Linked DNA regions of Mus musculus: all the other regions are linked to region 1. The links are chromatin loops, found by intact Hi-C in ENCODE. Cell type or tissue: heart. All regions are shown on one strand.

Region 1 (8,000 bases):
ACAAAAACAAAACAAAACCAAAAACCTACCAATTGAATTTGAAAGGACCAAAACTTACTTCCACATATATGACTTAAGTATTACATGAAGTGGACTCATGCTAAAAAGGAAAAGTAGCTAACTAAATGTGAGATGCTTTCTTTTTGTCTTTACATTTATTAAGCATGTGGTGGGGTGCTATGACGGAAAGCAGAGACATTTAATGGATGTGGGAAGTCCTCTCCCTTCACTACTCATGTTGCAGGGATCCAGTTCAGGTTATCAGATTAGTGGCAAACACCCATACAAAATGAGCCATCTCACTGGCCTAAGTTGGGCTTGTAAATGCTAAAAATATAAGAGAATTCAATTTTTCTAACTTGTTCATATAAAAGCAAAAATGCAATATAAAAACAAGAATGAGTTCATATTGGCTGAATTTTTATCTCACAGAACTAGAACTAGGCTGAAGAGTTGGCTCAGGAGTTAATAACACATACTGCTCTTGCCGAGGACCTAAACTCAACCCCAACACCCAGGTAGGTCAGCTCCCAGTCACTGTACTTCCATCTCCAGGAGACCCAACACCCTCTTCTGGCTCCCACAGACACTGCACTCTCACAAACCCACACACTCAGATAGTCACACCATCTTTTAAAATGTTTTAAAGTATTAAAAAATAGGAATTAATGAAAGCCATAAGTACAAAATATAGCATATTTCCAGATATCTTTATGTATTCTTTTAGGAGAAGTCCCTGTTCCCTACAGAAAACCCTGCAATAACTGGCATGAGCAGAATATAGTTAGCTCAGCACTTTGTAGTCTATGATGTTTATAAGCTTCTTCCACTTTGAAAACTATGCCTAAAAAGGAATTCTCTTTGAAGACTAAAGGAATTTAATTAAAGATAAAGCCACTTGGGTGGCCACATAACAGATCAAACAGCTCATACTTGAAGCAGAATTATTACTCTTCTTCTGTAAGTGCATGACTCATAAGAATAAAAATGAGGTTTTTCCTATGGACAGAAATTTGATTGCAGAAATTTACACTTAAAAGTACATTGTCATAAATTTGTTCAGCCCATTCATTTTGGCAATTTTACGTACCACAGTTTCCAGTTTTCTTTTTTTAAACTACTAAAGACATACCTATGAACTCTGGGTCCTATAGAGCTCAAAAAGAACCTGAAACATTACAAAGTTCATGAATGATTTAAAATATTCACAAATTTTCAATGCTATAAATAAGCTGACCTTTTGTATCAATATAGAAATAAGTGTTTTTGAAAATATGAAATAACATTTAGTATTCAAATTTTCCTTTGTGGCCAAGCAAAACCCCAACATGAAAGACAAACTAAAAGATAAGTTACAGGGTGGCTGTGACTACAGTGTGACTTCTAAGCTGACCCAGGTCTCATAGCAACATCCTGTCTTTAAAGAAAAAGAAAAAAAAAATCCACTATGAATTATCCTCAATTTTCACTATACATTATCAACTGGAAAGTATGGTATCATTCTTAATAACATGTTTTTGTTTTTATCTTTCATGACTAGGCAAGAAAAAAATCTGTGTCTGTGAAATGTTCCTTTAGTACAGCACTTAAGAGAAAACAGGAAGAAATTTAGAAAGTTATTCAGCTTCTTTCTCTTTCTAAATATAACATACTGAATAAAATATGAAAGATAATACTTATGAGTTATTTTGTGTGATTTTTCTATTATAGTACTATAATAAAGGCTTTAAGAACAGATAGAAGACATAACACACATTAGTCATAAACTGCTAATATCCCACTGTCATTTTGCACTACACAACAGCCTCACTCTTTGCTGTAACAATTTGATAAGCCAGATCAACACCAACCTTAAAGACAGCCCTAAACCTAAAGGAAACAACTTTCTACTTCTTCACCTGACACCTCATATAGCAAACACAGACTTATATGGGAAGGAACAAGATATGTGTAAACCCAAGAAGACATCATGACAGCATGAATGGCTTGCTGCATGTAAGGTTTACATGAAAGAATAGGCGACCAGCAGCAGGAATGCCATGGGCAGTAACTCTTGGGCTGTGAACAGTCGGGAACAAAGCACAGAACCGTAGACACTGCCTTCCTGTTTGTGTAGCACAGAGTCTATGGGAGAAATAACGATGATCAGGATGAAATGTTCACAGTAGCACCTTGGAAGCGTGGTGAGTGAGTCAAGGATATCCACGTGTAAGGATACACGCAGGAAAAGCAGACCAACATTTTGGATATGCCATGCTTATCAATGGCAAGTTACTGGAACATTTAATAGAAAACTATAAAGACTAGTGAGGCCTAGCCGTATGGAACAAGTACTCAAACAGCTCAATCAGTTACTACATTAGCAACTCTGTACTCTTAAGACAAAAAAGGAAAAGACAATTTCCTGACGGCTCACCGGTTTAAAAAAAAAAGTTTAAATATTTGCAGCCAATCGGCAAGTCTTTACTAGACATCCACTATTTGCTATACTCATGTGAATATGAAGTTTTCTCTCAAATACCTAACAGTAAGTTAGGAAATGCACCAGATACCACATACAGGTCAGTGTGGGAGTGGGAGTGGACAACAAGGTTTTCCCCATATAGCCAATCCTGGGTGATGAACTAGGCTATGGCAGGAGACACATTTATACCTCTATGAGTAAATTAATACATGCTCAAAATTGGGGTGTCACAAGAGCATAAAAACTTTAAAAACCGGCTCAGACTCCTATAAATCTAATGGGGAAAGGGGAGTATACTATTTCAAAGACTTGTGTAATAATTTACACAAAATATTAGAAAAACCCCAAACATCTGCCAATAGGAAAAACTAAAAATATACTCAAATGATGAAAATGTTAAGCAGTTATTAAAATCGTTTTTCAGAGAATATTTAATATTTCTACTTTTAAATTAACTGAAAACGCATGCTCTCCAGTTTTAGGGAAAATTATACATAGATAAGAAGTGATAGCAGACCTTGACAGTGATCTTTCAAACCGTGAAGAGAAACTTAAAGTTACAGCAGTTAGGCACACGTTCCTAGGTCAGCTCTAAAGGGGACCTGGATTACACAGCAAGTCCGGAGGCCAGCCTGGTTACATGGCCAGAAACAACACAAAAAGTGCAACAGATCTGGCGAAAATCAAATATCTTACTTCACGGCTTATTCTTAAAATTCCAAAAATATGCTAGCTTTGTTAAAAACTGACGTTATGTTACACCACCACATTACGTGGTGATTTATGCTCACTAACACAAGGCACGTGATCTTCATTACACTCTTTTAAGGCAGGAACTGTATTACGAAACGGTTTTCCAGAGGAAACAGATGTATCAGCAAGGCTGTGACTTGCCCAAGGAAACGGCTAGTTAGCTCTCTGGAAACCGCAGAAATCAACCCCCGGCATTACTAAACAGTCTGCGTTCCACACCTGCGCTTTTCCCCCTCCACTGTCGAATTATTTTTAGAACTACTTCTACCCTCAAATCCTGCCTGTTTTGCCAGCTGTGCTCAGGAACAGTTTCGGGGAAGTTATGTTGCTATCAAACTTGCCCTATCCAATCAGGATTTAAAAACCTTTCTACAAACACAAAGTTAAACTATTAAAGGCGGCGGCGGCGGCCAATCTTTCTTAGTCTCTCCGGCACATTCTGCGTCCAAGCTGGGGGAATCAAAGCCAGAAGGTGACTCCCACAACTCCAGTCTCCCGGGAACCCGCGATGGGAACAGCGAGGACAGGGAACCGCCACCGCGCCTTCTGCGGGGGTACCGAGGACGCCCACGCAGCGCCCGCTCCTCGCAAGGCAGATCCCAACAGCTCCTTCCCCGATTTGGGACCACACAACACCGTCCTGCATTTATTTCTCCTTACCAAACGCTGTTTCTTTTTTTAAAGCTAGCCCTCTCCCCTCTTGGGCACAAGCAGCAACACCAACTCGGACCGGTTACCTTTCAATAAACCACAACACTCCCTTCCACCCCAAACAATTCTAAAGGCCAAATCCATAACGGCCCCAAATAAGAAGAAATTAATGTCGCCGCTGGCCAGCCAAGCTCAGCGTTACGGAAAGCTTCCCACAGAGCGCCCCACACCCCCAGGACAGGCGCCGCTGCTCCAGCCTTGCGGGGGGCGGGGGGGGGGGGAGGGAGAGGGCGTGCCCAAGAAAAACCACGTGTTCCGCCTTCTGCGCACGCGCCAGCCAAAACAAAAGGGAGGCCTGCCAAGCCCCGCCCCATCCCCACGTGACTCGAATCCAGGCCCGCCCCCTGCCCCGCCCTCCCCTCCCCGCCGTGTCTGCCAAGGCTGTTAGGTTTAGCCGTTTAAATTTGGCTGCGGTCCGACCCCTGCCCCAAAGCACGGTCTTGTGCCGGGGCCCGCAGTCCAACGGCAAGCAGGGTTCGGGGTGCAAAGGGGGCTGCCCGGCGGACGCCGAGCCCGCGAGTCCACCCGGCGGTCTTCTCCGCTCTTTCCCGCCCCGCGCCGCCGCCGTCCCCCGCCGAGGAGACCCACCCCCCTCAGCCCGCCGCTGCGACGCCGGCCACTCGCCTGCTGGGGCGCCCTGGCTGCCCTCCGCCGCCGCACCTTCGGTCCGGCCGTGGTGGGGGCCGCCGAGGCGATCTCTAGCTGTCCGCCCGCCTCCCCCCACCCGGGGCGCCGCCGACTCGTCTCCAGAGCGCGCCCCGCTCCCGCCCCGGCTGACGCCGCCGCCGCGGTTTAACAGTCCGCCCGCTGCCCGCAGCTCCGGGCGCTCGGGGGACGGAACCCTACGGCGGAGGGAGGGGAGTGGGGGAGGGCGGGGCCCGGCGCCGGCCAATGGCAGCGGGGGAGGGGCGCGCCATGCAAATGAGACGGGCGGCGGGGAAACCCCGGCGGGGGCGGGGCCCGCGGAAGCCGCTGGGAGCGTTCTGAAAGCAGCCTGAGCGCGGTGGCCGAACTCTGCCGGCTCCCAGTGCGTTCCGCGCCGCCGTTGTCCCGCGCTCTCTCCACCCCGGTGCCAGCCCGCAAAAGTCACCCCGCCGGCCGTGCTGCGGGGCGCTGCGGTTTCTTTAGGTCTGTTACAGGAAAATAAGACCTGGAAACTCCGGGCGGGCAGGGCCGTCCTGGCCAGGCCGAGGGTTAAGCAGCCCTCAACGCTCCAACCTTTTGCTTCTATGGGTCCCAGAGGCTCGATCCCGAGTCATGCTCTGTCGGACCTCTGAGGACCTTAAAATAGGTGGCAGACCTGCCATGGATACATTTGAGTTAGCTTATGATTAAGGAGCTCTGCAGTTAACTCTGAGGTAGCGCAGACCAGCGGGATTTTAATGGAAACAGTTGGCTAGAGACAGAAACATCTCTGCGAGCGAGTCTTGCACCTGGCCCAGCTCGCAGCTCGCAGCTCACCACCGTTAAACGCACCCGGGCATTTCCCCAGGCTTGAACTTGATGCTTGAGAAAAAAACGATAGCCTAAATATAGCTCCTTAGATAATAGATTAGACGCTTTGCTAAGCAGATTTTCACTAGAATGCTGTAGGAAGTGAAAAGGCACTAGAATTTTTAGATCGATATATCACTTCTACCTTATTTATTTGGAAGGGCTTACAGGCAGGAGTGTATAGAATTGAAGTCATAAAGAAGCAATACTTAAGACATTACCAGAGTTGGAAAATTAACTGTTCTTTCTTTTTCTAGTACATGAATAAATAGCTGAAATAATTTTTATGATAAACTGCCTACAGTAGGGAAAATGGTTATAAAAATTACTCAGAACAATAATTGCTCAATATGGGTCAAGGATGGGCAGTCCAGAAAATAGATTTGCCTTCATTCAATTAAAAATCATGGACTAACAGTGTGTTGGAGGAAAAAGTAAACACTGGATATTTGTCATATTTAAAGGGATGGGTAAAACACTTAAAGAATGTGGTAGGGTCTGGAGTGATGGTACAAACCTTTAATCCCAGGCACAGGTGGGCCAGCCTAGTCTAGTGGTTAGGTCCAGGATAATCATAGCGACATACTGAGACTGTGTCTAAACCCAAAACAAAACTGCACAGTGGATGTATAGCCGTTTGAGAAGTCAACGGTGATCAAGCAGTTCTAAGATCCTGTATTCACCTGGGCATTCATTTTAAAGGCTTCACAAAAAAAAAAAAAATGGGAGGAAGGCATGAATAACTTAGAAAGCAGTACCCTTAGGTGGAGATGATATGCATCCAACTATTGGAGCAGAAAACAACACTGTCTCTTACATTGTTAAATCATAGACAAGAGAGGGCGCTTGCCTAGCATGGGTGAAGGAGGCCCTACACTCAGTATCTAGCAGAGTAATGACTGACAAGGAATTCAAATTTAAAGCTGGGGTAATTATGGAGCCTACAGGTTACTTTGTCAAGCCAGGTGTGGTGGTGCACGCCTTTAATGCCAGCACCTGGGAGGCAGAGGCAGGTGGATTTCTGAGTTCGAGGCCTGCCTAGTCTACAAAGTGAGTTCCAGGACAGCCAGGGCTATACATACAGAGAAACCCTGTCTCCAAAAAAACAAAACAAAAACAAAAAAAAAAAGGTTACTTTGTCCCTGTGAAGTAATTGCTTATTACCAAAGCAAAATCCTTGTAAGTTAACCAAATGTGTACTGAAAACATATTTTGTGGTGATATTTATACTCATAAGGGGGACAGAGCAGCAGGGTGCTTATATTTGCAAAGCATAGTAAACTTTGCAAAATTCATAGAAATCTACAACAAGCTTTTAACTGTAGTATCTCATTTGTTCATCAAACACGGTAGGAAATAGGTTGTTTTCCAACACTGGGGTAATCCTTGCATCTTATAGCTAGCCTCAGTCTGCCAGACTATGTAGACCTTACATAGATATAGCAAAATATGAAACCATCATGTATGTAACACTTTCCTTTTCCTTTTACATTCAATTTCATGATACTTCAAAAGTAATAAGGAAAAGTAATAAGAAAAGAATGTGTAATACCACAAGCTGGAAATTTATTTTGTAAAAAGCACAAGGAAGAAAACTCAGTGATTTCTGTAACCTGCTGTAGTTCATATGTATGAAATGGCACTGCACAGAGGTTATTTTAACTCACTTAATTACACACTAAGCACATTGTTCCTTGACACTGAACAGGATTCTAAGTCATGTTTTCTGCTCCATGTAATATAAGCATGCCAGTTTTCCAAGTGACCTTAGAATACCTTAAATTCTAAAAATTGATATTATAAGACACTTGTCAAATGTTTTCCTATTTTACTTAGCACAATACTGAAAGGATTCATGTATTCTTAAAAATCAAGTATCTATTATTTTAAAGATACATTAAAAGAAAGCTGGTTTCCAAGAAAAAAATATATTATTGGTTAAGGAGAGGGAGAAGAGAAAGGTGTAAAAATCCAGCAACAGCAAGGAGAAGAGAAGGGCACAGTTCTTGCTGACATAATTATGACCTGACTGGGAGCCCGTGAAAGCACCCAGGTAAGCAGTATTGCCATGATTTCATGAGATAAAGCCGGCACTGGCATCCACTCAGTCACTTCTTCCAGTCAGGAAACACTGCTGCCGCACTTAGGATCCAGCTGACACCGTGATAAATGCGAGAGATAAAGATCAGCGCTGGCTTCAAGCAGCTCTCCGCCAAGAGTGGATTACAAACATAGCCTTTTGTGTTCCCCTCCTGTCCACATTTCTTCCCAGTACTTCACCATCCAGCATAACACAGATTTTTATTTTTCCTCTCCCTGGTCTAGAATATTAATAAGTTCCATGAGCTCAGGCCATTCTGCTCAATGCTGAATGGAAGCACAATCCCAGGAGCTTAGGGCATGGTTCCCAACAAAGGTTGAATGGAAGAACGTTTCATTCTTGCATTCTGCAGCCCTCTATTCATTTCCTGGAGGCTTTGTTTTGACTTTTTAAAATTAAGCTCAGTGGCATCCAAGCAGGGAGATACTGTACTTCCACACAGTCCCGACTGGATCCAAAGGCAGCCTTCTTGTCCAA
Region 2 (8,000 bases), 120 kb before region 1:
ACTTTTTCTCAGTTGTCAAATATTCTATGATCCTTAGGAGATCACAGTTAATGAAGGAAAGTCAGAGTAATCAATTTCTTTATAGACTCAGACAGCTTGTATATATTACAAATAGGGCTTTAACTTAAAGTGCAGTTACTTCAAAAAAAAAAAGAATAAAATTTGAAAGGCTTGTCAGGCCAGTACTTAGTCGATTATTGAAGGGCTGGACATCATGCAGTTCATAAACATTTTTCAAAAGTTTAGCAGTTTACATTAGAGAAATGTAACTACTAAACCCTGAAAAAAATCTCATAACATACCTACATCGATGTGTGTGTGTGTGTGTGTGTTAGTCTTCATGTAGAAGTTAAACAGAGATTTTGATTATGTTGAGATGAGTTTAAAATATATTCTATATGCTTAAATATTGACTATGTTGGCTATAAAATGTATACTATAAAGAAAATACCTATAAACCCATACAAATAATAAAGGAAACGATTTTTATGTTAGAATTATTTATTAAATGAGCACAGTGACTTATAAAATCAAATATATTTTGGGGCTATGATCCCATTCACCATGAGAATGAAAGGTAACCTATAAGTTAACTAGGATAAAATTTAAAATCCCCCAGGTCAGAAAATCAGGGCAGAACCACCTTCTTGGCCTTTTGGCTGAGAACATGCATGGGAAATCCAGGAGACAAACAAACCTTCTCTGTGTTATAACACCTTCACATCATTTATACTTAATGTGCAGTTCATTTCTAAGTGCAAAAGTGGACATGTAAGTGGTTTTCTGGTTCTAAGCTGATATATTTTGCCTGTTAAAAACTATGCTGCTCAACTAGCATTAGAGGCCTTATGTTTGGTAATTACAAGTGTCTGAGTTGTGTGCGTTTATATGTCTGTGCTTTGTTCCCTCTTTTGGACTTGTGATTCAAAATCTCTATAATTGTGTCAGATATTTAAGAAGTATAGAGGTCAAAGAATTGTTAAATACTCAATAATAACCCTAAATACCTTTATATATTTTAAGTGTGTTGGGCTGTTTGAGAAATGATTTTATTGGTCTGTCTGCCTTTTAATCTGACTCCTTCACTCTCGTGTATGGAAGTCTATTATTAACTTTTTCAGTAAGCTAAGTAATGTTTTATCTTGGAAAAAAGAAAAGACATGACCACTCTGAGAAATGGGGACTTACAGAGTGGGAGTGCTCTCGTCTTGGGACTTTTGAGATTTCTCATCTATTCCATTTATTGTGTCCTTAAACGTGTTGAATGTTTATGTGTGGTAACTAAAGTATATGTATGTGCATAAGACTGTCACAAGATGTATTCTCAGGAATACTGTTACCTGGAGTTTGAAGGAATAACTTAAAGAAAACAGTTAAGATAAAAGTTCAAGTTAATTGACAATCTTTTGTAATATTCAAAAATGTGACAAGAACTAATTATCACTTTTGATCAATATATTAGTAAAATTAGATTATATCTTAATCTGTGATGCTTAATAATATTTATCTCATTCAGAGGAAGGATAAAACAGGCACCCACTTTCCAGGTATTAAACAATTACATCCAATTAAAATTGCTCCTTTGGAAAGCAACTTTATAGAGAAACCTTGAGAAATAAAAATACATCATCCATGATAGTGAGTACCCATGTGTACTATCCAGATTAAAGCAGCTTAAATCCTGGATGCAGAATTTTCTAGAATAGACATTTTTCTTTCATTCGCAGCATTCAGTGTTTTCTATAATTCTATTAGATTATTTGATTCTTATGACAAGGGAAGTGAGTTACTGAGTGCGTTGGAACAAGTCACTGAGAACAACACTGTCAAGGGGTACCACTGGGCACATGGCAGTGCTGGAGGCATCTGTTGGTTTTCTGCTTCAAGCCTCCAAGAGTAACTTAAGCCAGGATGGCATCTCTCTTTTAGCATCTGTTCTTTTAGTCAGTGAAGAACTTTCTCCACTTTGCTGCCCACTCCTAGAGTTTCCGAGGAAATAATTGAGTGTGTACTGAGATCCATAGGGAAGAAAAGGTCATAAATGAATAGAATTATAGTCCAAAACATGAACTAAGTACCTTCCTTGAGTTACACAGGATACTTTACCAGAGAACTTTCCCGAATTTGCTGCTGTCACATAGAGTCCCACTTTCACTCTGTGACCTCACACTACCAATCCATGGCCTTGTGTCTCAGCAGTGAGTAAACTAGCCCACTTCCTCATTTATTTTTGTGGGTCTCAACTGCAGCATTTTAGAAGCAAACTTTGATCTGACACTCAGGAGAATAAACACAAATAGAGGGCAGAATGTATTTGGAAAAGTTTATGATAAATTTACTTATATTATTTAAAGATCATTTAGGATCATAAATCTACGTACCTCCATGATATTTTTAATAGTCACTGTGACCATGGGATTAAAGTCCTTTATTAGCCATTTTGTAGGTGAAGACAAAGGATTGACTACACAGCCAACTTCCTTCAGATGACTATAAAGTCTGTTATGAATACTGAATGACCAAAGAGCATGGAAAATGCATCTGAATAAATACTGAGATGTTTATGAAAGATATTTATGAAAGCTAATGATTTCTGTGTTTGAATATGCACATATAATAAAATAAATCTAAGATCATTTAATGTGCTCTAATTTCACTTCTTTCCATTGGGAATGGGATAGCTCATTCAGGATCATTTTTCAAGACCTGGTCTGTGCCTTCCTTCATCTCTTGTTCTTCAGACTTCCACTCTAAAGTGGAAGCCTAAAGCCATTTTTAGCTTAAAGTCACTAATGGGTAAACACCCCCAGTCCCTCTACCGCCATATTTGATACCTACCTACTTCTGTTTCTCATCTTCTATCTTTCAAAATAAAGCAAAATGTAGATATGGAAGACAGCAAGCCAAATTGACTTCACTGCCCGGATTATGACCCGGAATGCTGGTATATCCCCAAGTCAGAATATTAAAGACTATTGTCTTCTAACTGTGTCCCCTGCAGAAACCATGGCATCTAAATTACCAGCATGCTTTTAATAAAACTATGAGAGCCCTATCCTTGTTCTTTAGGAATTGCTCTTGTTCTATCCACGTGTATCTTCATGTACCTTTTCATTTTTTCCTGGCCCAGACTCTGGATACGTTTGACATTACGCCACTTATCCATTTCAAGAATTATGGCTGGATAGCAACTCTATCAGACTGGCTATGAAAGACCCACAACGTGAGGACTCCCCCACGTTCTGACTCAGGAGAGGCGACACCCCAAATCACACAAGAAACGGTCTTACTGCAAACTTATTCAAGAGGGCTCTCGGGCCCACGGTCATACACCACGCAGGGGTAGAGGTCTGTGGCACACCGATTAGCTGGGTAAGGAGGTATTTAAAGGAAGAAACCACAACTCAAGGAAGTGGGGAGGGCTTTGTTGGAAAATACCAAAGATACCAGTTAAGAGTCCCAAGGAAGTGCAAAGTCACAAGAGTCACAAGGAATACCTGGTAATTGTTCCAGTTATCTCTCAAGACAGTTTCTAAGAGCCCCTAACAATAGCACATTTGCATAGCAATGGTCAGGGTGACTTTCTTTGAATGAACACTCTTTGAACCCAGGAAGCGGGTGGGTGGAGGAATGTCGCTATCTGTTTTATGATTAGCATCATTAAGTCACAGAGGTCACATTCCCATGCCTGGGCCTAAAGGCCTAGAATTTTGTTTTTACGTTATACTTTCAGCTACTGCAAAAATTCCTACACTGAGTACTCAGCAGTCACCAGTTATCAGCAGCTTGACTAAGGAACATCTCAGAAGAGAGGACTGTAAGAGACAGAGGGTGGGGGAAGTTCAACGGAATGCTGCAATTAATGATTGCATAAGCAACTGTGGCTCCCTGCACAAAACCTACAGACACGTGAGGTGAAGTTATTTAAGTAGGAGAGGAGTTAATTGGGAAGAAGGGGTCAGGAGGAGTGGCTGGGGTAAGAAAGGGTAATGGGGTTGAATATGATCACAATATATGCTATACGTGTATGAAACAGAGAAAAAAATAAAAACAAATTTCCTACATTGTAGGTGGTAGTCTAGCTGATCAACCCGTAGAACTTCTTACATTGTACTCAATAAACTATTTTCCCTTTCAAAAGGAAAAGAAGCCAGAAGATCCTTGGAAATCCAAGACAGAAGGCAGAAGCTCTGCACCTGGCTCCGCCCCTAGCCAGCCAGCTGACGCCCCCCCCCCAGGAGGAGGCGGGACTTCCTCGCCGCAGGGCAGCTGCTTCCGGCAGAGTCCGGAAGAGAGTGCGAGGTGGGAGGGGGCGGAGCCAGTGCGGCGCGCCCAATCGGGACGGAGTCTTGGCTGGCCCGGGCTCTCGTGGGCTCACTCGCTCTAGGGAACCGGCACCATGGCGTCGGGCTGCAAGATCGGCCCGTCCATCCTCAACAGCGACCTGGCCAACCTGGGGGCCGAGTGCCTGCGCATGCTGGACTCGGGGGCCGACTACCTGCACCTGGATGTAATGGACGGGTAACTCCGCGGGGCTCGGGGCGGGCTGGCCGCGCGGGTCGGCGTCGCTGCACCTCAGCGAGCGCCTGTTGGGTGCACGGCGCCCCTGTGCGACGACGGGCTGCCTGGCCAAGCGCGCTGCCGAGGGCACCGAGCCGGCCCTGGCTGACTTTGGGGCCCGGTCCTTTCCCCGCCACCCCGTAACCTGTGGTGATAGGACCCGGGAGCCACCTCCAGTGTTCAGGATCTTCCTCTGGTGAACTCGTAGAGAAACTGAGGCCCAACGGGACAGGCGCGACTTGCTCGATCGAACTCAGATAACTAACTAGTTCTCGACAAAGCCGGCAGACAGCCTCAGCTTGACACCTGGATGGGCTTCCGGAGTTCGACCACTTGCCGACTTGTCTTAGGCAAGCCGCTTCAGCCTTGATTGGGACTCGGGTTCAGTGTGAGGAAAATGGAAGGATTATTGATCATAGAACGCTTCCGCGTCTTGGGGAACTTGAAACGAGCAAGTCCAGTGCCTGGCGTGTAACAGATTCTCTGCAGTTGTTAGTTGTATCGAATAACCCATTCGAATTCTGATTTTCCTGTCTATTTTCTCTTCAGGCACCCTGCTCTTCAGGGAGGTCAGTTTTTTTGTAAGTAATTTTTAAGCACTGTAGTTATAATGCTCAGAATCAGGGTACAAGTTTCCTAAGTTGGTTCTAAAGTGAGGAAACAAACCTAGACCCAAAGGAGGCTGGAGGACTTGCTCAAGATTACAGAAGATTGTGACAGACTTGGAACTTGAATCTTCTTGGCTTTTTGACTAGCATTTCCCACCGAAAGTTTACATAAAATTATAAAAGACCTTGGGAGTGAGATAGAAAAATAAATTTATTTCAAATAAGCAAAATCTGTTTGCCCTCAGTCACATTGGCAAATATGTGTTATTTACATCAGTTTCGTTTCTTGTTGGAGGTTTTGCTGTTCTTTCTGGTTTTTTTGAGACAAGGTCTGTATAAATCTTAACTGGCCTCAAACTCAAAATCTTGCCTCAGCTTCCCAAATGCTGGGATTATGGGCACGGGTCCCCACACTCAGTTACACTAATTCTTTTTAACATCACTGCTGTTTTGTCCATAGCAGTTTTGTTTCTTTTGGCTCTCCGTGGTTAAATCTCATTTTTCTTAACACTTACTTGAAAGCCCTTGACCGGCTGGAATGTGTACCCCAGAGATGGTGTTGATTTCGATGCCTGAGAAAATGTAGGGGTCCTAGCATGGCACAGACTGCAGGTGTAATGAGCCTGCTTGATGCAGAGGGGAGGGGTGGACACCAGTGCTTTCACTTTGCTAATACAAATGTTGCTGTAGACCAGGCTTGCCTCACCTGCTTCTGCCTCCTGAGTGTGCCCAGCTTTTTTAACCTTATTTTTAAACGTGTCTAGTTTTTGAGATTCTATATAATATAACTAAATCATTCCCCCTTCTCTTTCCTCCCACAAACCCTCACACAGACCCTATACCTCCTTGCTCTTTTTCAAAACCATGACCTTTTAAAATATTATTAAATACATATGTAAAAATACAGACACACATATATCCCTAAATACATAAATTTGACCTGCTCAGTCTGTATAATGCCACTTGTGTGTATATTTTCAGAGCTGGCCATTTGGTATTGGATGAGACTGTGTCTCCTGCTCTCAGAATTCCTTAGATATCTGGTCCTTTGTGTAGGGCCAGGGCTCTGTGGGCTGTCCAGGTACTCTTTGAGGTTAATATGTTATCGTGAAGAGTAAGGTATATTGCTATGTCTCTCTCTCCTGGTGTACTGTAAACTTTCCAAGAGCAGGATCTGACTTTCCTTGATAAGAGACATTAAAGCATGTTATCATTGCTTAGTAATAGTAGAAAGCATCTCTGAGAATCACCGATGCCCCCCCCTTCCCCCAGCTGGCCCCCTTCCCCATATCAGACTTAAGTTAGTAAATAAGGCAAAAAAATTATTTTAAATCGTTCTACTTTTAACAATTTTTATGCCTTTAAATCTATACCTACCTTTTTTCTTTCCTTTGAAGTAAAAGCTATTTCCATTCATCTTTTGCAAAAGAGGAAACCAGTTTGGGGAAGTACAGCTCCTTTCCCATCACTCTGGCAGAATAGACAAAGCCTGATGTCTCCAGAAGAGAGCTGTGGGATCCCTTTACAAAGGTGGCCAGCCTCCTCTGCTTACTCTCCACCCCTCCGTTTTCTTCTCTGTTTCAAACTGATCTTATCTAGAAAGTCAGAAACTAGGCTAAGAAACACTAGGTGGCCAGACACAAGTATGGTTAAATATCTGAAGTAAAGAACAGGTTTGTTTTTCTGGAAACACATTTTGAGAAAAGCACAAAACACACCATGGCAGAATGCTAGCTGGAATGTGCTGATCCCAACTATGGGAGCAACGCACACACGGCTACTTCTAAATTAGTCATTGGCATTTCATTTACGTTGGAGAGATTTTATATAAATACTGAATTTCTGACTTTTGCTGGAGATATCAAAGATTTGGAATTCTCTTCTGTATTCTGGTAAGGCCTTGATTGTGTGGAATTGAGCAAGGCAAGCATCTGTAACCAGTTTCTCATTGTGTCCTGGGCCCTACCTTCTCTAGCCTGGCTCACCTGCTCAGTTTTCCTTTTGCCACCAGCCAAAGACTCTCCAGTTCCTGATCCCCGGGAAGATTTTCTGGTTCCTGTCTTGGTGCGTTTTGTACCAACCGTAATCCTCTTACATTTTGTTTGTTGGTTTGTCTGCAGTAGACTGCCTTCCAGTTATTACTAAAGTATAGGGATGCTGATGGGACCTGCTAAGAGAGGAGACGTAGATTCCTCTGTTACAGCAGCTATGGATTATCCCCAGCAAGTCCCTGGTTTCAGGCACGAGGAACCCTTTGTTACACTTTCCTTCTGAGGAGGGTCGTGGGGAATGTCAGAGTGAAATAGTGATGAAGCTGGCATTTCTGGTGAATTCCTTTGCTTTCGAGAAAATTAATTTAGGATTTCCTATTCTGGTAAGAAATCTGAGGCATTTGATAAAAAAATCATGTTCTTTGGTTTTTGGAACCTCAGTACCTCTCATAAAGAGGCTGGAAATCCTTTGATAATTCATGTTGTCCGGTAGTTCCGAAACACCTGATTGCATGCCTAGGTTTTTGCACCTTTTAGTTATGGCTTAGCCACAAGCCTTTAGTTTCTCATGAAAACTTTGGTGCATATTGGGCTCTTAGTGAATTTATTAAACCCAGGTCATTGAGTTTATTACCAAGAGCACAAATTGTTCACTTAACTTGGAGGTCAGTACTTTTACATGTTATTCTTGTGTTTCTCAAGTAAATTTGTATTTATTAGATTCTCAGCTTCTCAGCCCATGATACTTGTCATGATTGTTTTAATAATAAATGGAACCTAAATTTGAGCAAACTAATTTTCAAGACCACACGGTACAAGCACAGTATATGCGACTGAAGAC
Region 3 (8,000 bases), 70 kb before region 1:
AGGACTTAATAGAATTCATGATTTGATTCAAATAATTTTTAGGAAGAAAGTGTTAGAATCAAGAGTAGCATGTGCTCCATCGTCAGAATAAAGGCTGTATAGTAAGGAATACAATGAGCTTTCATAAATTGTATTAAGAAGAGAAAGGATGCAGATACAAGTGTACATTATGATAAAACAAGGCCATATGAAACTGTTGCTTTGAACTTATGAGCTTATAGAGTGAAATACTGTTTTGAACTATCAACAGCCTCTGTAACTCCCTTTTGTGGACATTTTATCAGTGAGGTAATTTTATAAAGAACTTTTGTCTAAGAAAGTATAAAAAGGCTGAGAGAAAAAAATAAAGTGTGGCTGTTGGCGTGCTGTGCCTTCCATTCAATGTAGATAAGTCTATCTGTATGTGTGTACATACATATGTAGGTATATGTGTATATATAAATATGCACATGCATTTGTGAAATTGATGAAACAGGTGGTCAGGCCTGGCCGCAGGCTGTGTGTGTGTGTCTGCATGAAGAGATCTTTTTCTTTCTCGCTCGCCATCCACCTTTAAGAGAGAGTTACGAGAGATCAGAGTTTCCCCCTGAGCACTGTTGCCAGCCCTAGATAATTTTGTTCTGTCAGTCGTGCCGACCCTGTACATCGCCCACCACTGTCAGCACTTGGGGCAAGGGGGGAGATGGGTTATATCGTTGCTCTTATCACCACCTTAATTACCAACATCACATCTCTCTGCCTGCCTCAGTTTACCCTGTGGTGTCAAAGCTGGTCTTTGGCATAAAACTTTCATATTTCTATGTAAAGAGTTACATGATCTTAGAAAATTTACAGTCTCCTTTTGGGGACATACCTTGGTTTTTAAAATATATATTTAAATGGTTCTTATATGGTAAATAGTTTTAGTTTTAATAATTTCTTGATGTGATTGTACTTCCTCTAGAATTCATATCATAATCATCATAATTTAGTTTCACTCCTAAATTTGGGGTAACTGTTCCCTCAGAACTTCTATTGTCCTGTTGCACCTAAAAGAATCAGTCTCAGCGGCAGCGCCATCCTTACCCATTGTGGGCCTTATGTTCCTTTAGAAGCCTTAAGAGCTTATATTTTTTTCGTAAATTTCATGAGACTCTGTTTAGGTATGGGTTATTTACATATTTTAGTTGATAATACTGAATAGCTAATGAACTTTTTCAGAATATATGCCTTTTTTCTCAGGTGTTAGAAATTTATGCTTTGTGTGTTCTAGGAAATTCTTTTGGCCTTATATTCTAATCCTTAAAAAGACAGATTAATCCCAACAATTTTACTTTTAATTTTTAAAAATTTGATTTTTTTATGGTTGCTTATTACAATTGTTCTGGAAGTTAATCTCTTTCCATCAGGGTCAGCTTTTAGGTCTTTTTCTTTGCTCCAGAAACCTCTATCTCCTCATTTTCATTGTATTCTTCCAAAAAACTGTATCCATTAACATTTAAATTTTGTCTTTTTCCCAGCTGAGTGTTAGCCCCATGGCGGTGGGAACCCTTACATCTTCTTCAGTGTAGTATCTCCACTGTCTAAGCACTGCATGGCACGAGGTAGGTAATGTTGCTTTCTAGAAGGGAGGAGAAGGAAGGGAAGGAGGACATATCAAGTACATTATTGTAAACATCTAAATACTGCACTGATCTACATGAAGGCCTGTTTCCCCAGTACAAGTCCTTCCTGAAAGAAGTTTTCTAGACCTGTATGGATGTTGTTTCCTACCAGCTTTAGCGCACTGGAAGGTCACACTTTGTAAGGCTCATTCATAGTAATCAGGGCTGTGCTGCTCTGTTGTGAAAGGGAGAATGCAAACATGTTTGGCCTGCAAATGTCTCCAAAATAAGAAATATTGGGAAGAAATAGAGAAAATAAATCAACACAGAAATATGAGGAGAACAATTAACATTATATTAGGCAAACATGACAGAATGCCACTCCTCACTGGCTTGAAAGAACTAATACATAACACAAAGAATGAGTCCAGGGCAAACACAAAACTAAGGACCACCCTAGGTTAAAAATATGATATGAATTTGTGGTCTGAAGAACATTTTCTATTCACAGCACAGCAGAGCTTATACAACTGTAAACAACAGGCATGAAATAGAGTCAGATTTGGTTCATGTTCTACCATGTCCTAATTCTTGATGTTAGTATGCTATTATTATTAGCATTTATGTGAGGAATTTTATGAAAGGAATTCAATGGCACCATAATTGCAAGTAAGTTTTTTCTATTTCTCCTCTTCTAAAACTTTTCCTTTATTTTACCAAATCAGTTAAGACAAGTCATTCATTCTACAAAATTCATTCTACAAAAAGTCTTTTTTCCTGTGATCCAAGTCTTCATTACTTCTAGTTTATTCTGATAGTTCCTTGTTTTCCTAGTCTCTCCCTATTGCAAACTGACACTTTCAGAGGCTCCATAGTAATCATTGTAAAATAGTACTCATATTTCACTTCCCACAGAGATCATCACTGATTCCCCAACAGTACTCTAATTTGTTGACTATCATCCTCATTCCACCAGAAGAATTCTTATGTGGCAAGGACTGGGTTGTATACTCTTTTAATATAATTTAGTCTCAGCATGACTCTTTAAGGTAGCCATACAGTTTCTTCTCTTTGATTTCTGAAATGAGGTCCACCTATGTTTTCCAAAGCAGACCTCATTTGGAAGGTTGCTTAATAGAAATGGGCACAAATTCCTTCCATTCTTAAAAGTATAACCTCTTATGAAAAGATTTCTGTATCAACAAGGCTAGAGAGATGGCTGCAGTTAAGAGTACTTTCTACTCTTCCAGAGGATCAGATTTTGGGTTGCAGCCCCCATCTAAGCGTATATTTATGCGTATCTGTAACTCCAGGGTTTGTGTATCTGACCCCACTGGCTTCCATTGGCACCTGCATTCGTGTGCCTATGTACACAACTACACCTAGTTAAATTTTAAAAGTCTAAAACTCTTCTTTAAAAGATGTTTCTCCGTCCTCTTGACTCTGGGACAGACGAGTGATTTACTTTGTGCTTCACAAAGCAGTGTAAATGATATTTGTGGTTTGTATCTTTCTTCATGTTGTCTTGGGGGCATTGCTCTTAGGTGACATGAAAGATAGCCATTTTAACTCTTGGAATATGAGAAGTCCCAGGTGAATGGAACTGAAGCAGACAACTTTCTTTGCTATCTGCCAGAAGAACGACTGAGGATAGCTTCTTAGAGCATGGCACAACAGTGCCCTAGTAAGAAATACAACAGGTTCAAGGTGTAGCTCTATGGCAGAGTATTTGTTTAGAATGAGCAAAAAACCTTGGGTTCAATTCCCAGTGCTGCCCTCCCCCCACAAAAAATACAACTAGGATATCAGTCCACTGTGTTTTACAGAACACATGACCAAAATGTGCAACTGCCTCTAGAAAATCATTTTTAATTCTTAGTAAAATTTGATACCATCTAGATTGAACTGCAATTCCTAAGGCATATTTTCTCACAGAAGTAATGGTATGCATGTAATAAATTAAATTTCTTCAACTCGTGAATTCCTTGGAATATAGAAGTGATGTAGCTAGGAATTCCTTTACCACGATTACTTATTATCTAAAGAAGATATTCTTTATGGGGTAAAGTAGATATGACTCCCAGGTGAGGAAGAGCTGGTTTCTCAGTAGTAGACTGCTATTACTTAAATACTAGTTGTCACCTCCTTTTCTTCATTTAATTGGACACCTCAGACACTCCAATTCCCCTGTTTCCTATATCATTGTAACTCATTATGTCTCCTACAGACTATTTATTCTCTCTTCCCTCAAGGTACAGGAGAGTAGCTGAGATACTTCTGTTGAAATGTAATTTGTCTATGTGCCTGATTTTTCCAACATGAATTTAAATCTATATAAAATCAAATTAACTTTGAAATTTTTCTAATTTTTGTTTGTTTGTTTGTTTGTTTTTTGTTTTTCCAGACAGGGTTTCTCTGTGTAGCCCTGGCTGTCCTGGAACTCACTTTGTAGACTAGGCTGACCTCGAACTCAGAAATCCACCTGCCTCTGCCTCCCAAGTGCTGGGATTAAAGGCGTGCGCCACCACACCCGGCCTGAAATTTTTCTAATTTTTTAACCAAAGGATGAACATACCTATAATTATTTAGATGTTATCCAAAAATATTTTACTTAAGTATTTTTAATTAAAAATGAAGTGCCCATTAATCATATAAACAAAGTCTGTAAATCCAATTATCTTATATTTTAGAGAGAAAATGAAAACATTAAAATAGGAATTTGAGTCTATTTTCTTCTAAACTCCTGTTTGTGCTTCTGAATGATGTTGCTAACCCACCCAGCTACACCCAGCTAAGCCCTGATGCTGCTAACCCACCCGGCTACAACCAGCTAAGCCCTGAAGTATCAGTGATGAGCCTTAGAAACACTACTTTACCAACTTGCCTTAAAGGTTTATTAAGGAATTTTAGTGAATGCAATCTTAATTTTAAGATTTATTCCAATTTTTAAATTTTATGTCTACTAGAACTGTTTTTGTTTTTATGACTTGGCTTGTAGATTACATGTTAAAACTGATGAGTAATGGAAAAATTATTCTCAAATCGTTTCTTAGTCTTCCATAGTTTTCTTATGGCTTTTTACTATTTAGGTAAGTAGCTCCTTGAAGTGCAAACATAATTCTTCAGAACAACACTGTAAGTGATAAACAAGCTTAAAGGTTATATTTACATAGAAACAAGGGAAGACAAAGAAACATAAAAGAACTAGAATAGCATAGGCAAGGGGGAACCTTCCATTTTTGAATGTATGTGAAATATAATATTGAAAAACAGTGAGGCCATCAAGTAGAGAGTGGTCTTGCTGGAGGAAGGATAGAGGAAAGGTAAAATAAAATTAAATTTTAATTTAAAATACATTAAATTTAAAATGCATTTTTAAAATGTAAAAACATTTTAAAGGGGATAGAACACAAAAATGAGATTCCAGCAAATAAAATTTAGGTAAAAATACTGACCAGGCCATGTTCCTTATATTATAGTGTAATAATTTATAACTTGTGCTGTGAATATATAGAATTTTTAGGAAAAGAGTAACTATCCCTGTCCTCACCCCTAATATGAATGAAGAGACTGTAAACAGACTACAAAAACTTGGGCCTCTCCCCAACTCCTAGCCATATTCTCAGCTAGCTGGCTGTACTTTGGTCAATGAAACATAATATCGCCTCAAATCTACTGTTACAATAAGTTTCCTGATTTATTGGTTCCAATACTTATTAAATAAAATCTTTTTTTCTATTTTTAGGAACTTTTCTTTTTTATTAAATATTTTCTTCATTTACATTTCAAATGCTATCCCCTTTCCTAGTTTCCTCTCTGAAAGTCCCCTTTACCCTCCCCCCACCCTGCTCCCTAATCCAGCCACTTCCACTTCCTGGCCCTGGCATTCCTCAAATAAAATCTTAAAATAATCCTGATATCTTATCTTTAAATGGAACGAGTTATACTATTACATAAACTATGAGTATGCCTAATCATCTACGTCCTGTTTATTTTTAGCCAACATACAAACAGGTTCTCTGATGGCATTTCCATATATCCTTAGTTTTGGATGATTTCCCAGCTTTCTTCCTTCCATGTCCACATCAAATGTTCTATTAGCTTCTGACTGTGTTCTTGCAAAGCCTGTCTTTTTGTTTGCTTTTTTTTTTCTTTTCATGAACCTCCTTTTAGTTTCCATGACTACCTACACATACTCCCACATGCATACACATATATAAACATTTAAAGCCAGTTTCATGTATGAGAGAAAATATGTAATCATTAGTATTTGGTTGTAAGCTATATTCAGAATTTTACCTTGAAGTCTAGAACTGTCTGTTCTTTCCCAATGTTAAGAGAACTCCCTTTGCCAGGAATTAGGTAGGGTGGCTCCCTGGTACCTACGGCTGTAATGCCAACTACAACAGAAGGTTGTATGGCAGCAATAAAGAATACCAAGAAGTATCTAAACAACATTATGGTCAGATAATCATTCTTATTTTGATTACTAATTGTAACGAATATTACTTTAATGTTATTGACTATATTTATGTGTTAAAAATCATACATAGTATTTTTCTGGAGAATATTTTTACATCTTATCCATACCTGCCAATATAATTTCCTAGATTTAAAGACATCTATACTGTAGACATGTCAATAATTTTTAATTACATTTTACCAAATATAAAATCATAGATTCTCTAGGAATAAACCAATGTATCCCCATAAGAAATAAGCAGACAATAAATAATATAATCTGCCTAGAGATTTCAAAGTTTCTAGATTTGAAAACTTTATGGAGTTTTAGCAACTGTTAACCTGGTCTGTCCCTCATTAGAAAAGAACAGGCTTCTTAGAGATAACAAAATAAAATGCAACAAGATAAAACAAAAACCAACACAGTTAGACAAAAGAAGGGACTAGAATCAGCCCCACTTTTCACACACTCAAAAGTTTCTACCTCAGAATATTAAATAGAAAGCTATGTGCTCAGGTGACTTGGTGCAATACATTACTTCTGCATTAAAAAAAAAAGTTCTGTCAGTTTTTGTGTGTGCGCATGTGCACATGCATGAATGTACAGACCACACAGACTGTCAGAGGACAGAGGGGCTGTTTCTCTCCTTTCTACGGTGCGTTCACTTACACTGCAAGTACATTTATCCATTGGCTTGTACCCGAACCCTGAGTGTTTGTAGGCAGAGTGCTCACAGTAACTAATGGTTTCTTGAAATAGGAGATAAAACATTAGCATGAAGATGAGCTAGAAGCCACTGACAACACTGAGTCTTTAGTCTCAAGACCTCCGATATAAGAGCCTTTGTGGGCTTGAGAAAAGCACCTACTATGGGACTTGAGAAAAGCACCTACTACATAGAGCTCCTCATAGCCCCAGGATTGTCAGGCAGGCGAGATGCGGGACTTCTGCATGTTCAAAACCAAAGAACTACTTCACAGACTCTAATCAACAAGCCTGCAGTGTATCTACTTGTATTTCACAACTAATCTATGCCATACATTTCCCCAAATTGCAGTTTCTTTTTCTGCCTAGCTTCGTCTGTTGGGTATTTATAGGGCAAATAACCAATAACTTTATTCACAAAATTAAACTTGTTAATAGAGAGGAGCGATGCTTGAAAGCTGTACACACCGAGAAGTCATACCTAAAGCCTCAATACAGGTACCTATACATGTTATTGATGGTGTCTGAGACCTCAAACTTGATTGTAACACCTAAAGGGGGGAGGTTAAGTGGTTTAGAAATGTCGCTTTCTGGGATCCAGAGGATGGAGTGTGGTAATTTTAAATGATAACCCCAGGCATGTCTTTTAGTATGTATTCTTGTTCTATAAATTTTAAGTGTGAGATTCTCAAAGTAAATCCCACATTCACTGAGTTCAGTCAGTAAATTCATTATTTGCATTTTGGAAAGCCTGGACAATATAAGTAGTTTGCACATTCTAAAAAATTGTCCTGAGTGAGATTAGTGCCTCACTCATCCCTTATCGGGTTAGCTTCTTGGTGCAGGTAGGAACTAACACACATATCCACAACTGACAATAATACTTTGGGGTGCTCACTCCCAAGTAGGATATCTTCATCAAGGTCCTCCCGCCAAGGCTCAAGAGTCAACGCACAAAAGGAGGTAGGAAGATTTTAAGAGTCAGAGGTGATGGATGACTCCAGGGAAATAGTGTCTTGCAGACTCTGCAGGACTAACACATACATGAATTCGTGTACAAGAAGACCTGAAAGGGCTCATGCCAGAAGGTGTCCAGTACTAGGAGGGGAAGTAGACACCGGGTTCCACCTTTAACCAAGAAGCTATTTGTAAATGATAGCTGCTGGCAAAGGAAAAAGTTTTCTCCAATGAACTGTCAATAGGTTTATCTAAGATACCCCAGGGCAGACTGCATGCAGGAAGTAACTGAC

Evidence for each region. Peaks named below come from ENCODE experiments on the same cell type or tissue, not always from the same donor. Only the 100,000 strongest peaks of a DNase experiment are listed, where the experiment ranks them.
Region 2: it touches region 1 in a loop (5-fold over the local background); 14 of 42 quality-filtered maps call a loop at or near these places.
Region 3: it touches region 1 in a loop (2.1-fold over the local background); 4 of 42 quality-filtered maps call a loop at or near these places.

The regions. Positions count from the first base shown.
Region 1 is chr1:66,812,822-66,820,821 of GRCm38, forward strand. Kansl1l (KAT8 regulatory NSL complex subunit 1-like) reads right to left here and starts at 4,774. Exons shown (of 15, transcript NM_001122738.1): 1 at 4,553-4,774. In heart, CTCF peaks have their summits at 587 (motif pointing left) and 4,568; DNase peaks (open chromatin) are centred at 3,390, 3,700, 4,440 and 4,820; H3K4me3 peaks cover 2,950 bases; H3K27ac peaks cover 2,585 bases.
Region 2 is chr1:66,696,508-66,704,507 of GRCm38, forward strand. Unc80 (unc-80, NALCN activator) reads left to right here. Exons shown (of 65, transcript NM_001368824.1): 65 at 1-2,643. It overlaps Rpe (ribulose-5-phosphate-3-epimerase), which reads left to right and starts at 4,324. Exons shown (of 6, transcript NM_025683.3): 1 at 4,324-4,521. The coding sequence starts at 4,400. In heart, no CTCF peak of the experiment used is centred here; a DNase peak (open chromatin) is centred at 4,374; H3K4me3 peaks cover 2,159 bases; H3K27ac peaks cover 1,296 bases.
Region 3 is chr1:66,742,757-66,750,756 of GRCm38, forward strand. The region is part of intron 6 of Kansl1l (KAT8 regulatory NSL complex subunit 1-like); the gene reads right to left. It overlaps Gm46093 (a long non-coding RNA gene), which reads left to right. Exons shown (of 2, transcript XR_003947842.1): 1 at 1-8,000. Among named protein-coding and RNA genes, the nearest start is that of Gm46093, 8.5 kb to the left of the region's middle. In heart, no CTCF peak of the experiment used is centred here; no DNase peak of the experiment used is centred here.